Linked DNA regions of Mus musculus: region 1 is linked to region 2. Evidence: chromatin loops called from intact Hi-C (ENCODE). Cell type or tissue: heart. All regions are shown on one strand. Links, peaks and the distances in the headings refer to the core of each region. The heading gives the core; the rest is flanking DNA.

Region 1 (9,767 bases), core at 1,122-9,121, 71 kb before region 2:
TTTCTTCCCTTGCCAGGCAGTCCTATAAGGATATTCTAATAATTCAGGCACAACTGTCTGGCCAGCTGTGTCTTTGCAGATGTTTCCTTTCTTAATTTAAAGGAGGACCCTTCTAGCTTCACTTAGCATTCCTGGCACACAGAGCGCCATGTGTCAGGGCTGGGGATGCTGTGGGCATCAGCTCAGTTATTACACCTGCTCTCTTTAGAGCTTTGTGGTGAGTTGGTTCTGTCATGAATAATTTAGAAGGGACACCTTTAACCCAGATCACCACACACCATTTCAATCCCTCTTGCTACTGTATCCACTTTCCACTCAAGCAAAGCAACATTATAGCCATCTTCTCCCTCCACACCCTTGGAACAAGCTGACTGTGTGAGGTCATCAGAGGCTCAGGAATGGTGGAATTCAGTGGCGACCCCACAGCCTTTGGGGGAGGGGGGTTGCAGCTGCTCTCCCGACCTTTGCCTGGACTCTGCAGAGAAAAAACCTCTACAGTCTCTGTATAGATATTCGTGTAGGCCCTTCCCCCATCTGCCAGCCATACATGAATGGCGACAAAGCCCTATTAGCAAAAGGAATCAGTAGTTGGTGAAGAACTGCCTCTGCCTTCCAGTTCTGGGTTCGAGTCTCAAGTTGGCCTTACTCTCACCCTGCGTGATGACTGGCAGGTGGCAGCATCTCTCTGGGGTACAGATTTCCTCTTATTCAGCCAGCCATAAAGGCCTGATCAGGTTGAAGAGGGTGGAACTTGCTTTGAGATCAATCCCTGTCGTTTTGAAACATTGCTCCTTCCTTTGGGATGGGACTTGCTAGGATGGAGACACAGTCACGTGCTGATATGTAGGTGGCAGGGCGAATGTGAAGTCAGTGGATCTGGTGCTGACAGCTGAGGTCAGATGGGTGAAAGGTAGGTACGGTTATTAGGAAAGACGGTGGCAGGCAGGAAGTGAACAAGGGGTCCAGACACCTCTAACACATTCAGCACATGCGCATACACCCATGGCACACTTACACGATGCCCACACTCGGCCGCGCCCTCCATACCTACGCGCTGTGCGTCCCTCCTGATAGCCTCCTTGTTATGCCAGTCCTTCAGCCTTTGTTCAGCTCCCAAGAAAAATGTCTTTTTTTGTCGACTGTGTAATTCCTTCAGAAATAAAAGAAGAAAATTAAGACAAAGAAGAAACTATGAAAAAGAAGAAAAAGGGAATATTGGCAATAACAATGGTCCAGAGGCTACACTGCTTAAGGAGAACACTATTGCCTGTCCAGCCCTCAGCATCTTCCTGAGTGCCAGCCATGTGCCTGCTAGATGGGCTGAGGCCAGGGGGGACACAGAAGCTCAGTACAACCCCTTGGAAACTCACCACCCAGGAGAGGAAGGAAAGACGGGCACACTCATCCACAGGACAAAGTGCCCAGTGTGTTGCTGCCCAACGGGAAGGTACTGAGACAGCCCTGGTAGGCAAAGCAAGCTGCTTTCCACATTGAAGAAAGAAAACGAGGCGTGGCGGTAAGCCCCTGTAATCCAAACACTCGGGAGGTAGAGGCAGGAAGACCACCAGCTCTAGGCCAACATAGCCTACACAGTGAGACAATGTCACAGGCCAAAAGAAAATAAAAATAAGCAGAGGCTAAGGGGTGTAGTTCAATGGTGGAGTGCTTGCTTAGCGTTCATGAGGCCCTGGGTTCGGTCCTCAGCACTCCAAAGGAACAATCAAGAAATACATGATGTTAGTTTGAGTAACGTATTTATTTTTTAAGGATGTATTTAATTTTGATGTGTGTGTGTGTGTGTGTAGGGATATTGCTGTAGAGGCCAGAAGAGGGCATTGGAGCCCCTGCAGCTGGAGTTACCAGCAGTTGGGAGCTGCCAGTCACAGGTGCTAGTCCTGAAGGTAGGTCCTCTATAAGACCAGGGCACCCTCTTAACCACTAAGCCATCTCTGGAGCCCCGATACATTTCATTGAACCTAACCCACCTTCTTCGAAAACATTAGCATTTCGACATGCAGTCCATATAACACATAATTGTGGCATTTTACTCTCTTTTTGGACTAAGACTTTGACCTCCTCCTGGCTTCATGCCAATTCAAACCCCTTTCCTTGTGCTCTGGAACCGCAGGTGGCTGACTGCCGGCTACAACCAGGGCAGAGCCTCGGAAATGAGTGTCAGGTGCTGGGATGACACACTCCTGCTTGCCCAGAGTCCTGGGGACTCAAAACCAGCTTGTTTTTGACCCACTGAGCTCCAGGCACACAACCCTTAAGTAACATTGATCATGTAATATTACATAAAGAAGCACCCCAAGACTTCAACCCAGAGGTACTCCGTAACACTGCACACCCAGGGGTGTGTGTCTCTGAAAGCTGAGATCATTTTCTTTGTTTGCAATCATCTTCTGACACTTTTCCTTCCCCCCCAGCTTCAGGAACGTTCCCTTGCCACAGGCAATGAAGACAAAGAGAAGGAACACCTTGAGGATGTGAGCTAGCTGGAAAACCTGGCAAATGGACTGGAAATCCCTTCAGACAGCAAACTGTAAACGCATGTTGATGTGTTCAGACTGACTGTGTCTGGGACCCACGTGCTCTTAGTCAGCATTCCAAAGGAATCCATCATGGCCTCAACAGCCGCTCACTCACTCACTCACTCATCCAAATGGAATTTTAATCTTTGCTTAATCACCGTTTTGTGTGTCTGGCACCCTTAGAGGAGAGGAGAGAATGGCGAAACAAAGCCATCCCCATTCTGCTGGAGAAGAAAGACTGGTCAGAGCACACACTCCGTCCTGAGACTGCAGACTTGGCTGGGCCCGTCAGCAACAGTGTTTGAACCTCTGGCCCGGAAGAAAATGGAAAGGGTTGTGGGCTTCAGCCCGGACTCGGGCTGCATTAGGGAGATGTTAGGGTGATTCTCTAGGCTTTCCAGAGGAGCTGGAGTGATTCTGCTTCCGGATCACATGCACTCTTCGATGCCAAACATTAAGTAATTCTTCTAATATCCTTTGTGTGTGTGTGTGTGCAATAAAACCCAAGAATAAAATAACATAGACGGACAGCAGACAGACAGACAGACAGACAGACAGACACACACACACACACACGCGCACACACACACACACACACACACACACACACACACACACACACACACGCGGTCAGGGTGGACCAGGTAGAACTCATTTAGCCAGATGAATAAAGTTGTTTTACATAAGGTGTGGTGGTGTGACGAGAGAATGACCCGCACAGGCTCACAAGTTTGAATGCTTGGTCACCATTGAGTGAAGCCATCTTGGAGGTGTGGACTAGTGGAGCCATGTTGGAGGAGGTGTGTCACTGGTGGCGGGCTTTGAGGTTTCAAAACTCCATGCCAGGTGCAGTGTCTCTCTGCCTACTGCCTGCAGATCAGGATGCAAAGCGCTCAGCTACTGCGTTGCTCCATTGCCACCGCTGTCTGTCTGCCACCATGGTGATCATGGGCTCACCACCTTCTTATACTGTAAGCAAGCCCTCAATTAAATGCTCTTTTATAAGAGTCGTCTTGGCCATGGTGTCTCTTCACAGCAATAGAAGGGAAGCTGGACAATTGTAGGTTGAAATTCTCCATGAATTTTTAGACCAAACATGGAGTAATTTTCATTCATCCATGTAACAAGGGATTACTGAAGACCTACGGTGTCCAAGGAATTCTGGGAGAGGCAAAGTGTGAGGGGTAACCTCAGCGTTAACTTGATTGGACTTAGCATCACCCAGGAGACACACCTTTGAGAGTGTCTGAGAGGGCATTAACTGAGAGAGCAAAGCCCACCCTGAGTGTGGATGGTACCATTCCTGTGGTCCAGGGTCCCAGTCCTGACAAAAAGGAGAATGAACGGAGTACTGTCTCTCTCTGCTTCCTGACTGTGGACCCAATGTGACAATGTCTCATACTCAGTTCCTGCCCACCATGCCACCCCTGACATGAAGGTATGTAGCCTTCTTAAACCACTAACTAATATGAACCCTTCCTGCGGCTGGAGAGATGGCTTAGGGGCTGAGAGCATTGGCTGCCTTTCAAAAGGACTTGGGTTTTATTGCCAGAACCTACACAGTAGCTCACAAGTATCTGCAATTCTAGTTCCAGGGGATTGGATGTTCTCTTCTGGATGCCACAGGCACTAGGGAAGTACAAGGTACACTGACTACATGCAGACGAACGCCCACACACATCAAGAAACAAAAACAAACCATCTTCCTTCCGTAAGTTGCTTTTGATGATGTTGTCATAGCAATGAGAAAAGTAGTTAATACATATAGTTAAATAAGACAGTCCGGGGGCTGGTGAGATGGCTCAACAGATAAGAGCACCCGACTGTTCTTCTGAAGGTCCTGAGTTCAATTCCCAGCAACCACATGGTGGCTCACAACCATCCCTAACAAGATCTGGCGCCCTCTTCTGGAGTATCTGAAGACAGCTACAGTGTACTTACATATAATAAATAAATAAATCTTTAAAAAAAAAAATAAGACAGTCCGAGGGTTTAATAAATAGGATAAGAAAAGACACACATCACTCTAGTGTATTACCTTAAAGGTGGTACAGATAAAATCTCTAGTTATTTAGAAGAGGTTCCCGCCGGGATGACTGGGTAAGGATGCCTACAGAAGAGTCTTGGGGAGGGAGGTGGAAGAATGGGGAAGGGCTTGCTTGGGAGCAATGCAGAGGGGACTCCAGCTGGAGGGGATGTAAGTGGAGACTATAAGTGAGAGACAAGGGCAAAGGCCAGACCTGGCAGGAATAAATAAGGTTCAGAGGGTAGACATGAGCCACACAATAGGAGGAAGTCTGGACCAGTGCTGCTTGGCAGGTGGGAGCCACACGTCTCTCTGAGTGAGAAGTGAGACACAGCAGAGCTCAGGAATAAGTACTGAAGCCCACATGCTTTTGATCAGCCTCCTCCTCCTCCTCCTTCTCCCCCTCTTTTTCCTCCTCCTCCTCCTCCTTCTCCTCTTCCTCCTCCCCCTCCTCCTCCTCTTGCTCCCCCTCCTCCCCCTCCAAGGTAAGTGGGAATGGAGTCCACTTCATTTTCCTCTAGAGGAAGTGTCTCCTATTCAAAACTGAGGACCACTCTTATTTTAGCCCTCACCAAAAAAAAAAAAAAAAAAAAAAAAAAAGGCTCGAGTGTGGTTAACTATGTCAGCCTCAACCTGACGTTTTGAGAAAATGTATATGGGGGGAATTCGTTTGTTTGTTTTTAACTTTAACCAGAACTAAATGGTTTGCGAACACACCTGAATCTAACCAGTACCATGCCCTGGAGAGTCTCAGAATCGAGTGCCAGGTGGGAACTGAGAAGCCAGCTTGGGCATGCTGCCCCAGGGCTCTCCATTTCAGGGTTCTTTGGACACTCATCTAAGGGCTGCCTGTCTCCCCAAACTGTGACCCCCAGAAAAGCAGGTCTCATTCTCACTGACTACTGAATGCACAGATCTGCCTCTACTTTTTTTTTCCTGGATGGAAGGAAGGTCACACAGGGATTAGACAGGCCTAGCACAGTCACAAGGACATAATACCATAAAGGGCTTAACTTTATCCTCTGATCAAATGGCTCCAGGTCAGTTTAATTGGGCTGCAAAATTCTAAAGAGAGAGGGCTCGCCTGACCCTAAAGTGATTTCTGAAAGATGCCCAGGCTTTGAACTCTCACACCCGCCGTAACCATTGCCAGTCAGTGTCCTGTCTGTATTCCTAGCCCTGAGGCCGGGCTGAGAGGCTCTGCCTGACTCTCCTCTGGGGCTTCTTTCATTTTCATGGAAGTAGCAGACAGTTTAGCTCACAAGTACCCCCCCCCCCCACCTCACACACACACACACACATCCAGTCACACACCCTCCAGGCTTTTCAGTGAGAGAAAAACTCTTATCTTGCTTGATTCGTTCCAATCTGGTTTTAACTGAGACGAGCATCTTCTGCTGAGAAGCCTTTGTTGAGGTGGCAGGGAGTCTGACAGGGACCTGGAAGACCCAGCTCTGTCACACCCTCTTTCCACATTGATGAGGAGGGTCCACAGATAGGGTCCTGTGTCTGTCAAGGTCTCTACAATTTGGCCAGAGCATTCGTAGAAAAATGTCCAGTTTGGAAAATGCTGAGGGGGCACCAACAGAAACGCGTCTGGAACTAGTGAGTTTAAAGTGTCACAGGAGTCGGGGATGGTGTGAAAAAGTTAATTTAACTTCTAAAAACTGGCAAGGAAACTTTGGGAACTGAACTATCATTTACAACAGTGCCAACATACCAAACACTTAACAAACTGAACAAAATAGCCAAGACGCACACTGACAACTACAAGTGGGTGCCCGAGGAGGACAAATGATAGGCAAACCAGGCATTTGGAAAGATTTGATGCCAAGAGGTCAATTCATTCTCCCAGAGGTGGGAGGTGGAGGCAGGAGGATCATGAGCTCCAGAGCAGCCTGGGATGCATAGTGAGACCCTGCCTCAAAGCCAAAATGATGCTGGTCCTTAAAGGATTGGTCTATAGACACAACGCAATCTTGGCAGAAACATGAAGGACTTAGGTAGTAGTTAAACAATGACACTCACAGACAGGAAAAAGCTGAAGGACACATAGACACCTTTCAAAGCTTGGTCCATGGACAGGAGAATGTGGTCCTTGAGTGAGGACAAATGACTAATGAGATCATGTTTAGAACAAACACATGAACACTCCCCCACCCCCAGAGTGCACACATCCATCCATGTACATATGCAAACACACATGCTTGATCATACAAGTACACATATGTAGACACACACACATGCATATATATACAAACTTATTGAACAAATTCTAAACAAAAAGGCTAAGGGAGTTGAATGGGACAACTTTTCAACAAAGGGTGCGGAAGGATTACATCCAACACATTCCTCCAGCATGGTGCTGCTCCCTGCAATCCCAGCACGGAGGCTGAGGCAGGAGGACGGTGAGTGCAGGAGAATTGAATGTAGGCTAGCTCGGGCTACAGGAAGAATGGATCACAGACAGACAGACAGACTAGAAAAGCTCAACCCTAACTCTCAATGCACACAGAGGGAGGCTGGGTCACGGAAGCACACAGAAGAAAGAAGTAGGTGGGAGTCACACCCTAGTGACTTGGGATTATTTAGGCAAATCTTTCTTCCTTCCTTTCTGTTTTCATATGAGTTTATGTGAGTCCACATGTGTGTGGGCACATGGAGATGGGTGTGCAAGCAGGTGGAGGTCCAAGGATGGTGTTGGGAATCATCCCTCATAGCTCTCCCCCCTTCTTCACTGAAGCAGGGCCTCTCAATCAAACCCAGAGCTCACTGGCCAGTCTCAGGAGCCAACTTGCTCTGGGGATCTTCTATCTCTACCTTCCCAGGCTGGAATCACAGACGGGTGGCCACAGGCACCTGACAAGACTCCAGTCCTCACGCTGGGGAAAGGGGGTAGGGCACTAGGGGGGGAGAAGTGCTCTAACCACTGGGCAATCTCCCCAGCACATAGGAAAGAAACTTCTTTCTTTTTCTTTTTGTAATTCTTCTCTTCTTTCTCCTCCTCCTCCTCCCCCCTCCTCCTCCTCCTCTTCTTCTTTTTCTTTTTGAGACAGGGTCTCCCTATTATATAGCTGTCCTGGAACTTGCTATGTAACTGACCTTGAATTCACAGACATCTGTCAGCCTCTGCCTCCTGAGTGCTGGGATTAGATGTGTGCTACTATGGTCTATGTAAAGGCTTCGTAAATAAGACAGCATCCATTTTGCTGAGTTGGATGGAATCCATTACAACTATACCTTTTGCTCTTCAAGGCACAGCTGTGGACTAGAATATATCTGCAAAGTGTAGCTGATGAAGGCCTTATATTCAGAGTGCACCAAGATAACTCAGAACCCCGGGTGTTGGTCATTAGGGACTAGGACTCACACCTGCCATACAGCATCACTTACTACTTAGCAAGGTAGTGTAACTGAACACACAGAGAACAAGTGACGGCAGGATGTGAGCGGAGAAACTGTGTGTCTGTTGGGGGAAATGGCAATGGGAACACAGCTACTGGACAAGGCTGGAGGTCTCTCAAAAGGCTAAAACAGAACCATTATCACATGACCCAGCGACTCCTCACCTAAAGGAACGGACAGGAGACACTCAGAGCCATACACTTGTGTTTCACTGCAGCACTGGTCATGACCACCCAAAGACACAACTCAAGCAGTGTCCAATATAAATAAGGCGTGGCCCAGGCACACAGTAGAACACCAGCTCAACCGTAGAAGGGGCAGACGATCAACACAGACAGACCTTGGAAAGATATTAATGCTTAGTGAGATAAGCCAGACACAGAGGGTGTAAGGTTTTAATTCTGTAAGTGCCCAGAAGATAAAGCCAGTAAAAGAAAGAATAGAGGTGTTACTGTGGAGCAGAGAGAGGGGGTGAGTGGTCTTTGGGGAAAGGTGGGGAAACGGTGGCAACAGCTAGCACTGGGAACATATGGAGAGCCCAGAATTACATACTTGCCAAAGGATGGAACTAAAATGTTACACTATCTCCCTTTTCTGCATCCTAGTTTTCAGCACTAGCATACCTGGATGCCAGCATGTACGTTAGCATGGTAAGGGCTCTTTGAAAACCGGGAAAGAGCTCAGCTGGTAAAGTGCTTACCGGGCTGGGGAGGTGGCTCAGCGGTTAAGAGCACTGACTGCTCTTCCAGAAGTTCTGAGTTCAAATCCCAGCAACCACATGGTGGCTTCACAACCATCTGTAATGGGATTGGACACCCTCTTCTGGGGTGTCTGAAGGCAGCTACAGTGTAAAGCGCTTGCCTTGCAAGTGGGGGAGTCCCAAGTTCAATCTCCAGAAGCCACATATAAAAGCCACTGTGCCCTGTGACTCCAGCACTGGAAGGCACAAACAGGTGGATCCCCGGTACTGCCTGGCTGGCCAACCTATATCAGGTTCCCAGCCCGCGAGAACCCCAAGAGCAATACGGACAATGCCTGAGGAATGACACTCAAGGTTGTCCTCTGCCCTCCACACACATGTACACCCCCTCTGTAATACGCGCTCACCTACACACAACCACACTCATGTGCACATGTTAAATAAAGGCTGTCTGAAGTCCCACAGAAAGTTGCCTAACTTTATTTAATACAGTCTCCCCTCTCCCACTCACCCCCAGCCTCCAAGAAGTGATTAATGTATCCAGGGAGGAAACTTGGGGACCTCATTTTTCTGCTAATAATTACGGGGTTCGTGAGAAAGAACCCAGCATGGCTCTTCCGCACACAACTCGCAACTGGGTTTTTGATTCCGCTTTGCTTCTCCAAAGCATTTCGATCCTGAGCGTTGTGGCGCGTGCCTGTCAGTCATCCCAGGAGGACGGTGAGTGTGGGGCCAGCCAGGACTATCCATCGAGTCTTTATCTTAGAAAGGCGAAACACAACAAAAAATACCGCCAGGGAAAAGTCTTTAGACACGAAACAGCTGCACTCAATCTCAGTAACTCGGCAGGGGGGAAGTGAAGTTTATGGTAACAACTTTAGAAGCACCTATATCCATCTCTTTATCCATCCACCCATTGATCCCTCTTCATTCCATTGATCCATCCACACATACGGCTACCTCCTTCTCCCATGCCTTCCCTACCATGGACCACCACCCTCTTAAACTGTGAGCCCCAAATCAAACTTCCCTTAAGTTGCAGTATATCATGTATTCTGTGACAGCAATGGAACAGGCAACTGTCCTAGGCTAGCAGACAGAC
Region 2 (9,767 bases), core at 741-8,740:
AACCAGATGGTCCCGGAGGAGCCTGCGAGCTTCCTCTGTAGCATTTCAGGCTGAATCCACTGTTATTCGAAATTGATACAGAAGAGAACGTAAGGGGGCACTGAGGACCAGTTAGTTCTGTCTGCTGTGGACAGCAACACTGCCAGGTACCACATACCTTTGAATCTCTCTGTCTCAAGCAAGGTCCCTTCACAGCCCTAACGTTTAATCCATTTTATTTGCTGGCCTCAGGGACTCAGCGAGATCATCTTGGCTCTCAGGGGAAATAATGGCAGGGAAGGCGCAAATATTAGTCTGTGGAGGAAAAGCCTCTGCTGCGAAACGGAGCATGAACCTCAGAGCGCTGCATTCTGGTCTGCATTTCTCCGGTGAGAACTTGTTTTCAGCCATCACCCCTCTCTGGGGCCTCAGTTTCCATCAGACAAAAATGAAGGGGGCTGGCCTAGAGGTCCTCTGAAGCCCTTGCCTGCTCTGATACATTCAGTAGTTCGACAAACGCACTCTACCTTCCCAGTCTCCGGACAGCTGCAAGCAGGAAGGCCACTGTGGAACCCATGGGAACTGCTACCTGTAGGGTCTACTTCCTGTCCCCACTCCACGAACCCATGGGAACAGCGATTCTCTGGAGAAACGAGATTCTTATACAAACCCTCTGCTTCCACAGACGATGCGAAGGACCAGGTAGGTGTGCAAAGCACTTCGCCACTGTAAGGAACAAGGCCTCCTTCACGCCCAGGTTGCCTTTTATACAGCAACAAAAGGCATCCTGGATGCCATTTTCCGAATAAGAGCTGGCTGTAGACAAGGTACAATTAGCAAGCTAGATGGTTATCTTTTAAATAGGCCTTTGCTTTTCCATCCCCGGGTTCCATTATCTGTCATCTGTCACCGGAGCTAACACACACAAAGCTGCCCGAGAGACGCTGGAACAGGAACAGAGTCCTTAGTCAGGGCTTCGGCTGGACTCTAGACCTTTCCGACACATACTTCCAAACTCACAGAATCCTGGGGCATCAGAATCGGAAAAGCCGCAACAAAATCTATATTTCACACACCCCCTCCCCTCCAAAAACCACAAAAAGGAAGTAAATGATACCAGCAACCCCACATGTGAGAAGCCTTCTTGACCGACAGACTGAGGCCAGGTCTGGGATTGGTAGTAAAACCTGATTAGCATTGTCTGCCCTGGCCACAGGTGGGTGGGCACCACAATGATAGACATTTTCGTCTTTCTGAATCTACAGGCAGCTCACAAGTGAGGACGACAAGGGCCAGAGAGGTTAAATCACTTCCATGAGGTCACAATGGGCTTAGGGCAGGAGAGAACCAGTCAGACCTCTCTCTGTACTCATCCTTGGCAGACAGCAGGCCCAAGAGGAGGAGGAGGCAGGAGCAGATTTGCTCTGCTAAGTCAAGAACCCTTCCCCGGGTGGCATCAGATTTCATCTGGCCAAGCTGACAGAGAAGTGATTAGCAGTCTAAAGGATACCAACTCCACCTTGGAAAGGTAAGGAAACCACTCCAGACCACATTGCCATGGTACTTAACTTGCTGACGGGTAAGTCTTCTACTACCAGGAAGACTGAAACCGGGGGGTGGGGGTAGGGAAGGGTTATCGATTTCCAGATGTTCTAAGAACCAAGTTTAGCTCTGACTCCATGAGAAAAAGACCTGATACTTAAAAGTCATAGACACTGGAATTCCATGATCCCACCTTTCTCTACCAAACAGATGCCATGACCCAGAGAAGCCAGTTCTCTTCCTGGCTCAGAAGTGGGAGGAGCTGCACTTGGGATTCCTACTGTGGTATTGAGAACCAGCTCCCAGGCTCTGCAAGATGAAAACCAATCCTAGAGTTAAACCAAGATGTCAGGCCGGCTAGGGAGTGGGAAAGAGAAGGAAGCCCAAGTTTAAACAAAAATGGCCTCGAGGCCGGCTTTCTTTCCTTACTCAATCTTGCGACTTTCAGAAGAGCCAGCTATGTGACCAGCGAGACTCCGAGCACATGACGTTCACTTTATGAATCAAATGTCCCGCCTGGTGGCTCCAACAGGACCAGGATGAGGCACCACAGGGCAAGGCATCAGAGGACTACACAAACCCAGGTGTGCCATCTCACAGAAAAGCCACTAGAAAGTCTCACGGTAACAAAGAGCCAACAGGTGCTGATCTAGAGAAAGGTCTCCTGTAGCCAAGGTTGGCCTTGAACTCCAATTCTCTTCCTGTCACTTCCTGAGTACTGGAATTACTGACGCGCGCCACAGGCTGGTTGATGTGGCGCTGAGGACTGGCCACAGGCAAGCACTCAATCAACTCAGCTACCTTCCAGACCAGCACTTATTTCTACCAGGAAGATCACGGAGATGACTCGACAGTGCCAGAGTGCTGACTGGTTCATCGGTGTCCCAACAACTCTGGGTGCTGAAGACGGTTTCCCAGCTAGCCCCTGACAGAGAGGGGTGGGAGAAGCCGGCTTCTTTCCTGGAGGCCAGCTGACATTCAGGAGAGGGATTGGAGGGTTCTGCATCTGCAGGAGAGTGGAACACAAAGGGGCTGTGTGGAAATTTGGCAGACTGTACCAGACAGGCAGCCCATGAATGCTGAATCCTGCTGCACCTACCAGGGCCCATCCTTGGGAAATATTTCCCTTCTGTGACCCCCAAGAAGCAATGATAAGTGCACGAAAGCCCTCCATACTCTTAACTATTTCTTCCTCCTCTCTGTGCCATCCCAGAGAGACAGACAAAAAACCAGAGCATGTAAACCAGCCCTCTCAATGAGTCCAGGTAGCAATTCCAAGAGGTACTCAGTTGCTGTTCCTCCTTTCTCTCTCTCTCTCTCTCTCTCTCTCTCTCTCTCTCTCTCTCTCTCTCTCTCTCTCTCTCTCTCTCTTTCTCTCTCTCTCTCTCTCTCTCTGCTCAAAAGGTGGCCATACTGCATCAATAGCCTTTTGTACAGTCAGTAATTCACCGTGAAAGCTAAGGCCAAACTGACAGTTAACCTTGACCTTCTTGTTACACATCTGGCTCTATAGAAAATGAAAATTAGGATGTCTCTGGCCTTCACAGCAGAACTCTCTCCACGCAGAGGCAGAATGTCAAGGGCTATTTTAGAACTGCTCACAGCTATTCTGTGGGAGAGTCTGACCTGGCTGGACACACCCCCCTCGGCCAGGGCTGTGTTCAGCAGAGCATCCCAAGATAGGACTGTTATAAGCGACCTCAGGAAAGGAAAAAGAAGTGGCCCTGCCCCACTGGCACATTGGCAGCATCACAGAATGTTGGCATCAAATCATACACACGGAGCAAGCAAGGCTCAGAGTGGGAGATCAGACTCATCAATGCACAGCAAGTCAACAGCTGAGCTTAGAACACGAGTCTGGCCTGCCGACACTGGTGCCCCACAGGGCAGTAACAGAGGAAAGAGGTTTCCCACAGAAAAACCCCACTCAGACAAAGAGTTTAAGGGAGAGAGCTCTAGACCAGCTTTCAGAATTGGAAGCAGGGATTTAGAAATGGGGTTTCCTAACTTTCCCAATAGTAAGATCTACCAGATAGACAGATCACCCGGGCCTTGAGGATGATTTACAAGTTACCAGAGTGACACGCCAAGTTCAAATTGATCCGCTCTGTAGACCAAGACTCTCCCATGCCCAAGAAGCCAGAAAGCCCTAACACTGGAAAGGTGGGGAGTGTGGGGGGCGGTAAAGCATCAATCTCAAGAAGCCAGCCTCTTCCCTCAAGGCCAGCCAGCAGTCAGTCAAGGCTGACCCTGGCGCACATCTACCCACTTCCCACAGGACCAAGAAAATCCCGTAAGCAACTCTTAAATGTCCCACTGGAGGAATAATTCAAGTGTAGCGTGCCCACGCTTGCCAGGAGCTGGGGTAGGGAAGCTGGGATGGCTGGAGGAAAGTGACAGAGTTCATCTAAGCCAGGAGACTGCTACTCCAAGTGCACGCACTCGTGGACACACACACACATGCACGTACACAATGCACACACACATACATACATACAACTTTAAAGAGGCAGACCATCTCAATTTTGTCTACAAGAAACATCTCTCATTAGTACAAAGAAGGAAGGCTGGAGGTGTTCTGTCCTGGGGGTGTTTGACACCTGTGGCTCTGAGACATTTGGAGAGTCCTCCACCAGAGCTGCTAGACTCATGTCAAAGGTGGCAAGTTCAATGGGGCCTGGGCTCAGTATTCTCGAGAGAGGCACAGAATTTGACTAGGATAAAGACTGGGTGATGTGGGAGGTGGGGAGAGAGATGGATCACTTGTTTAGAAGCAGTGGCTGGTCTTCCAGGTTAGATTCCCAGCAACCACACTGTGATTCAGAGCCATCTGTAACCCCAGTTTTGGGGGAGCCTGTGCCCTCTTCTGACCTCAATGAGCACCATGCACCTGTGTGGTGCAGACAGACATACATGTAGGTAAGGTACACATACACAGGAAGGAAGGAAGGAAGGAAGGAGGGAAAAGGGGAGGGAAGGAGAAGAAGAGAAGAGAAGAGAAGAGAAGAGAAGAGAAGAGAAGAGAAGAGAAGAGAAGAGAAGAGAAGAGAAGAGAAGAGAAGAGAAGAGAAGAGAAGAGAAGAGAAGAGAAGAGAAGAGAAGAGAGAAGAGAAAGCTCGCTCCAGATGGGAGACCTACGAGTGCCTGTGCAGACAGCAAACCAGGAAGGATCTGGTCTGACTTGAAACATTAGAATCAGCAGGCGAGAGTGGAGGCTAGGGGCAGAGACTATCTGAAGAACACCGACAAGAAGGACCAGAATCTCCACTCTTACCTCAGAACAAACAATCCAGGGTGGCACGAAGATGCAGGTAGGATCCTCCGAAAAAGAGAGAGCTGAAGAGGCCGGGAATTATAGACGGCAATAAGAGGAAAGGGGTAAACTAAGGAAAGGGCCTGGGGTTGAACACTGTTTTAGGCTGGAGCAAGAGCCTGGATAAATCTTTGACCTTCCCTAAGCCTCGATGTTGCCATCCCCAAAATGGGATGCCTCAGAGCAGACACGAAGGATAGGTAGAACAAGGAACTGCAGGGTGGGAGCGAAGTGGGAGAAAGAGTACTCCCAACTCTCGGCCGCAGACTACTCACCTGAACCGCCGCGGGGGCCACCGCCGCCCCCAATCCCCCAGGGCTGCCGTCGGGCTGCCGCTCGCGGTACAGAGCCCAAAGCCCCACGTTGGGCAGCAGGACCAGGGCCGCCAGAGCCAGAGCCACCGCCTGCAAGAGCCGCTTCTCTTTGCGCCTCATCGGGGCCGGTCCGCCCCGCCGCGCCCGCCCCCGGCTTTGCGCGTCCGCCCGTCCACCCGGCGGCGGCAGCAGTTCGGCCAGCAGTAGCGGCCGCGACGCCGGCCCCGCTCCAACTCCGCGGCACTTCCGCTGCTCGCCGGCGGGGGAGCCGGGCGCCTCCACCGTGTCACCGCCGTGGGGGTGCGCTCCAACCCCATCATCCCTCGGCATCTCATTCCACGTCCTGCACCTCGCCTTCCGCCAACAGATGCACGGTTGAGTCCTATTCGCCTCCATCCTTCAATTCTTCATCTACTCATAGAGCATCTCCGTCCTCCAGGATGCAAGAGGGCCCCGGCTCCTGATTGCTACACCCCCCGTGGGCTCCAATGGTGCGTCCTGCTTCTCCACTGCTCCCCGCCCGCTGCAGCTTTGCCAAAGTCCCGGAGTTAGGGAGTTGGGCGCTCGCAGGGGCCGCGGAGCACGCGATCGGGAACACCCCGGGGAATTCGCGTGGCTCTCTGCAAGTTCTCAGCCAGCGAGAGCCCCGGGACTGTGCGGACATGCTACAACCGACTGCGCTGGGATGCTGCAGTCCACTCTTTTCCCGGTTCTGCCCCGGGACGTGCCAACCAGACCTGCCTTTGACCTGGGGACTCCCCACAACCTGTATGCAGAGGGCACCTTGCGCATCGCTCAGTGGGCGGCTGGGTTTCCATCCCCCTCTCCAACCTGTGGAGTGCTGGATGTTCCGTCACTAGTCTGGGTTCTTTGCAAAACCATCGAGGAGATGACCGGAGCCTCTTTGCGAGAGCTATTCTTACGCACATGCAAGCCAGTGGACTTGGACTTGGACTGCTTCTGGACACAGTGCCCCAGAGCACGTTCCCGAAACCTCGTGTCCTTTCCTCTTTCGAATTCAAACCACCAGCGAGCGCCCACAGTGGGTCCGATACTGGGCCAGGAGTGAGGAGCAAGGAAAAGCAGAACTCTCACTGGAGCCTGGGCGGAGGGGTGGGGTGGGGTGGGGTGCGCAGAACTGAAAGCTCGGCTGTGCATAGCAGAACTAGGGAGCCTTGACTTGTCCAAAAATATCTGGCTTCTGAGCTGCTGACTTGGGCTCACATGAAGCCTGTGGGAGCCTCCTCTGCTGCGCGCCTGTCTTTTAACAGCTTGCTCCTGGATGCCCAATGGCAGCCCCCTCCTCCCCCTCCTCTCTTGCTTCCTCTTTACTAGCCTTCCTGCCAGCGCGCGCATTGACTCTATCCTCTGCTTCTGCAGCGAAGCCACTGAGCCCTGTGGCTACCACTATCCCGGGACTAGTGCCCTAAATTCTAACCTTGCAGGTCTAACACCAGACTGAGCAGTGATTTTTTTTTTTAAATCTCATCTTAGGTCACTCACATCATTGCAGTTAAAGTCACAGTCCCTGGGTTGTATTTCCCTAAGGTCAAATATTTCCTTCCCCCTCTGCCTGGCCTTTCTTTCTTTGGTTCTGCTGCTAGCTTTGTATGTTCCCCCAAGTGGTGTTGACCATACAAATTCTTGCACCTAAAAAACAAACAAACAAACAAAACCCCCAAACCTCTTTGTCTATGTCAGGGTACACCTCTATGTCTAAGGAAATCACCACCTCTTCCTTCAAGTCTCCCCAAACCCATCCCCCTTGCTGTTCATCAGAACATGGCGGGCACTCCCACATCGGGACCTTTGTCTTATCACCCATACCTAGATGCACCCTCTGACCATCCTTCTGTTTATAAATCTGACCCTTACATCTTTAAAAAATAATAATCTTATAGGAACTGAGAGATACCTCCATGGTTAAAAGTACTTGCTGCTCTTCCTTCCAGAGAACATGGGTTCAGTTCCCCAGACCCATATTTGTCTCCTGGCACCCACAGGAGACAGCTCACAACTGCCTATAATTTAGATCCAGGGCATCTGTTATTCTCTTCTGGCCTGTGTGGGCATCTGCACACTTACGGTGCACAGGTGTACATTTAATTACATACACATATATAATAAATGTTTTTTAAAATAATTTATAGTGTGCTGTAATACACATAACAATTTTACCATTTTTAACCATTAAAAATTATTTTTTATTACAGTGTGTGTGTGTGTGTTTTCCCACCCAAAAGGATGAGGGATGCTTCTAAGACTCAGGAAGTAAACTAGTCTCACAAGACTCAAGAAACTTAAAAAGTTAAAAGATGGGCTGGAGAGATGGCTCAGTGGTTAAGAGCACTGACTGCTCTTCTGAAGGTCCTGAGTTCAAATCCCAGCAACCACATGGTGGCTCACAACTATCCATATTGAGACCTGACGCCCCCTCCTGGTGTGTCTGAAGATAGCTATGGTGTACTTACATATAATAAATAAATAAATAAATCTTTTTTTTTAAGTCAACTTTCTTCCCCAAAGTTATGTAAACTGAAACAATCCTGAGAAGAACAGACCCTCAGGATCAGCCATGCTGTCTTTCTTCAGGGTGTCCAGGGAGCTCCAGGGTGCATGAGCTATCATCCATACTGGTATGGGCTTTTTTTGTGATGCCCCTGAAAATAGCCCAAATAACCAGTCAGCTGGCCTTCCTGAAGTAGACTTAGATGACATCATTTCTTTGGTATGTGGTCAGTGTCCTATCTGTGACAGACATTTACTCACATCTCCCCAGGAGAAGTCACACATGCATACCCTATGTTTGTTTATCCAGTTAGCTGTTGATGGACATTTGGGCTATCCCCATCAATCCCCAGTTATGAGTAATGCTGGGTCCTGTCTGTGTCCGGTGCTGTCATGAGTTTGCAGCGTTGGTGTAGTTACATGGCACTGCTTCTCCACCCTTGAGCATGGTGAAGGTAGCAGTATCTATCATGACACTGTTGTAAACACTGTGGCTTCCCTTACCTTAGAATAACTCATGAGAGGACTGCGGAGATGGCTCAGTCAACAAAGCACTCGGCTCACAAGCCTGAGGACCTGAGGACCAAGCCACAGAACTGATTAAAAAACTAGGATTACAGAAGTGCATGCCTGTAATCCCCAGTGGTGGTGAGGGGGGATGGACAGAGGAGGAGCCTTAGAAACTCTCTGGTCAGCTAAAGCAAAGAAAGAAGGGGGAAGGTGTCTGTGTAATGAAACATCAAACTTGTCCCCAGACCTCCACATGCATGTGCGTGCACACACACCAATAACCCAAGAGACTTCTTAGCTCAAAGCATTTGGGGTTGGCACATTGGTGGGAGATTGTCTTGGTTATTTTTTTAATATTTTTATTAGGTATTTTCCTCATTTACATTTTCAATGCTATCCCAAAAGTCCCCCATACCCTCCCCCCCTACTCCCCTACCCACCCACTCCCACTTTTTGGCCCTGGAATTCCCCTGTACTGGGGCATATAAAGTTTGCAAGTCCAATGGGCCTCTCTTTCCAGTGATGGCCGACTAGGCTCTCTTTTGACACATATGCAGCTAGAGACAAGAGCTCCGGGGTACTGGTTAGTTCATAATGTTGTTCCACCTATAGGGTTGCAGATCCCTTTAGCTCCTTGGGTACCTTCTCTAGCTCCTCCATTGGGGGCCCTGTAATCCATCCAATAGCTGACTGTGAGCATCCACTTCTGTGTTTGCCAGGCCCCAGCATAGTCCCACAAGAGAGAGCTCTATCTGGGTCCTTTAAGCAAAATCTTGCTAGTGTGTGCAATGGTGTCAGCGTTTGGAAGCTGATTATGGGATGGATCTCCGGGTATGGCAGTCTCTAGATGGTCCATCCTTTCGTCACAGCTACAAACTTTGTCTCTGTAACTCCTTCCATGGCTGTTTTGTTCCCAATTCTAAGAAGGGGCAAAGTGTCCACACTTTGGTCTTCGTTCTTCTTGAGTTTCATGCGTTTAGGAAATTGTATCTTATATCTTGGGTATCCTAAGTTTCTGGGCTAATATCCACTTATCAGTGAGTACATATTGTGTGAGTTCCTTTGTGATTGGGTTATCTCACTCAGGATGATGCCCTCCTGGTCCATCCATTTGCCTAGGAATTTCATAAATTCATTCTTTTTAATAGCTGAGTAGTACTCCATTGTGTAAATGTACCACATTTTCTGTATCCATTCCTCTGTTGAGGGGCATCTGGGTTTTTTCCAGCTTCTGGCTATTATAAGTAAGGCTGCTATGAACATAGTGGAGCATGTGTCCTTCTTACCAGTTGGGGCATCTTCTGGATATATGCCCAGGAGAGGTATTGCGGGATCCTCTGGTAGTACTATGTCCAATTTTCTGAGGAACCGCCAGACTGATTTCCAGAGTGGTTGTACAAGCTTGCAATCCCACCAACAATGGAGGAGTGTTCTTCTTTCTCCACATCCTTGCCAATATCTGCTGTCACCTGAATTTTTGATCTTAGCCATTCTGACTGGTGTGAGGTGGAATCTCAGGGTTGTTTTGATTTGCATTTCCCTGATGATTAAGGATGCTGAACATTTTTTCAGGTGCGTCTCTGCCATTCGGTATTCCTCGG

What was found. Hi-C counts contacts between places; a loop is a spot of excess contacts. Peaks named below come from ENCODE experiments on the same cell type or tissue, not always from the same donor. Only the 100,000 strongest peaks of a DNase experiment are listed, where the experiment ranks them.
Region 1: it touches region 2 in a loop (3-fold over the local background); 8 of 42 quality-filtered maps call a loop at or near these places.

What each region holds. Positions count from the first base shown.
Region 1 is chr11:57,712,678-57,722,444 of GRCm38, reverse strand. Galnt10 (polypeptide N-acetylgalactosaminyltransferase 10) reads right to left here. Exons shown (of 12, transcript NM_134189.2): 2 at 1,048-1,150. Among named protein-coding and RNA genes, the nearest start is that of Gm46282, 11 kb to the right of the region's middle. In heart, for the core only: a CTCF peak has its summit at 4,438 (motif pointing left); no DNase peak of the experiment used is centred there.
Region 2 is chr11:57,641,060-57,650,826 of GRCm38, reverse strand. It overlaps Galnt10 (polypeptide N-acetylgalactosaminyltransferase 10), which reads right to left and starts at 5,385. Exons shown (of 12, transcript NM_134189.2): 1 at 5,110-5,385. The coding sequence starts at 5,268. It overlaps 4933424L21Rik (RIKEN cDNA 4933424L21 gene), which reads left to right and starts at 1,333. Exons shown (of 4, transcript NR_153850.1): 1 at 1,333-1,507; 2 at 1,732-2,105. In heart, for the core only: CTCF peaks have their summits at 5,208, 5,409 and 7,585 (motif pointing left); DNase peaks (open chromatin) are centred at 5,426, 5,686 and 6,276; H3K4me3 peaks cover 3,166 bases; H3K27ac peaks cover 2,125 bases.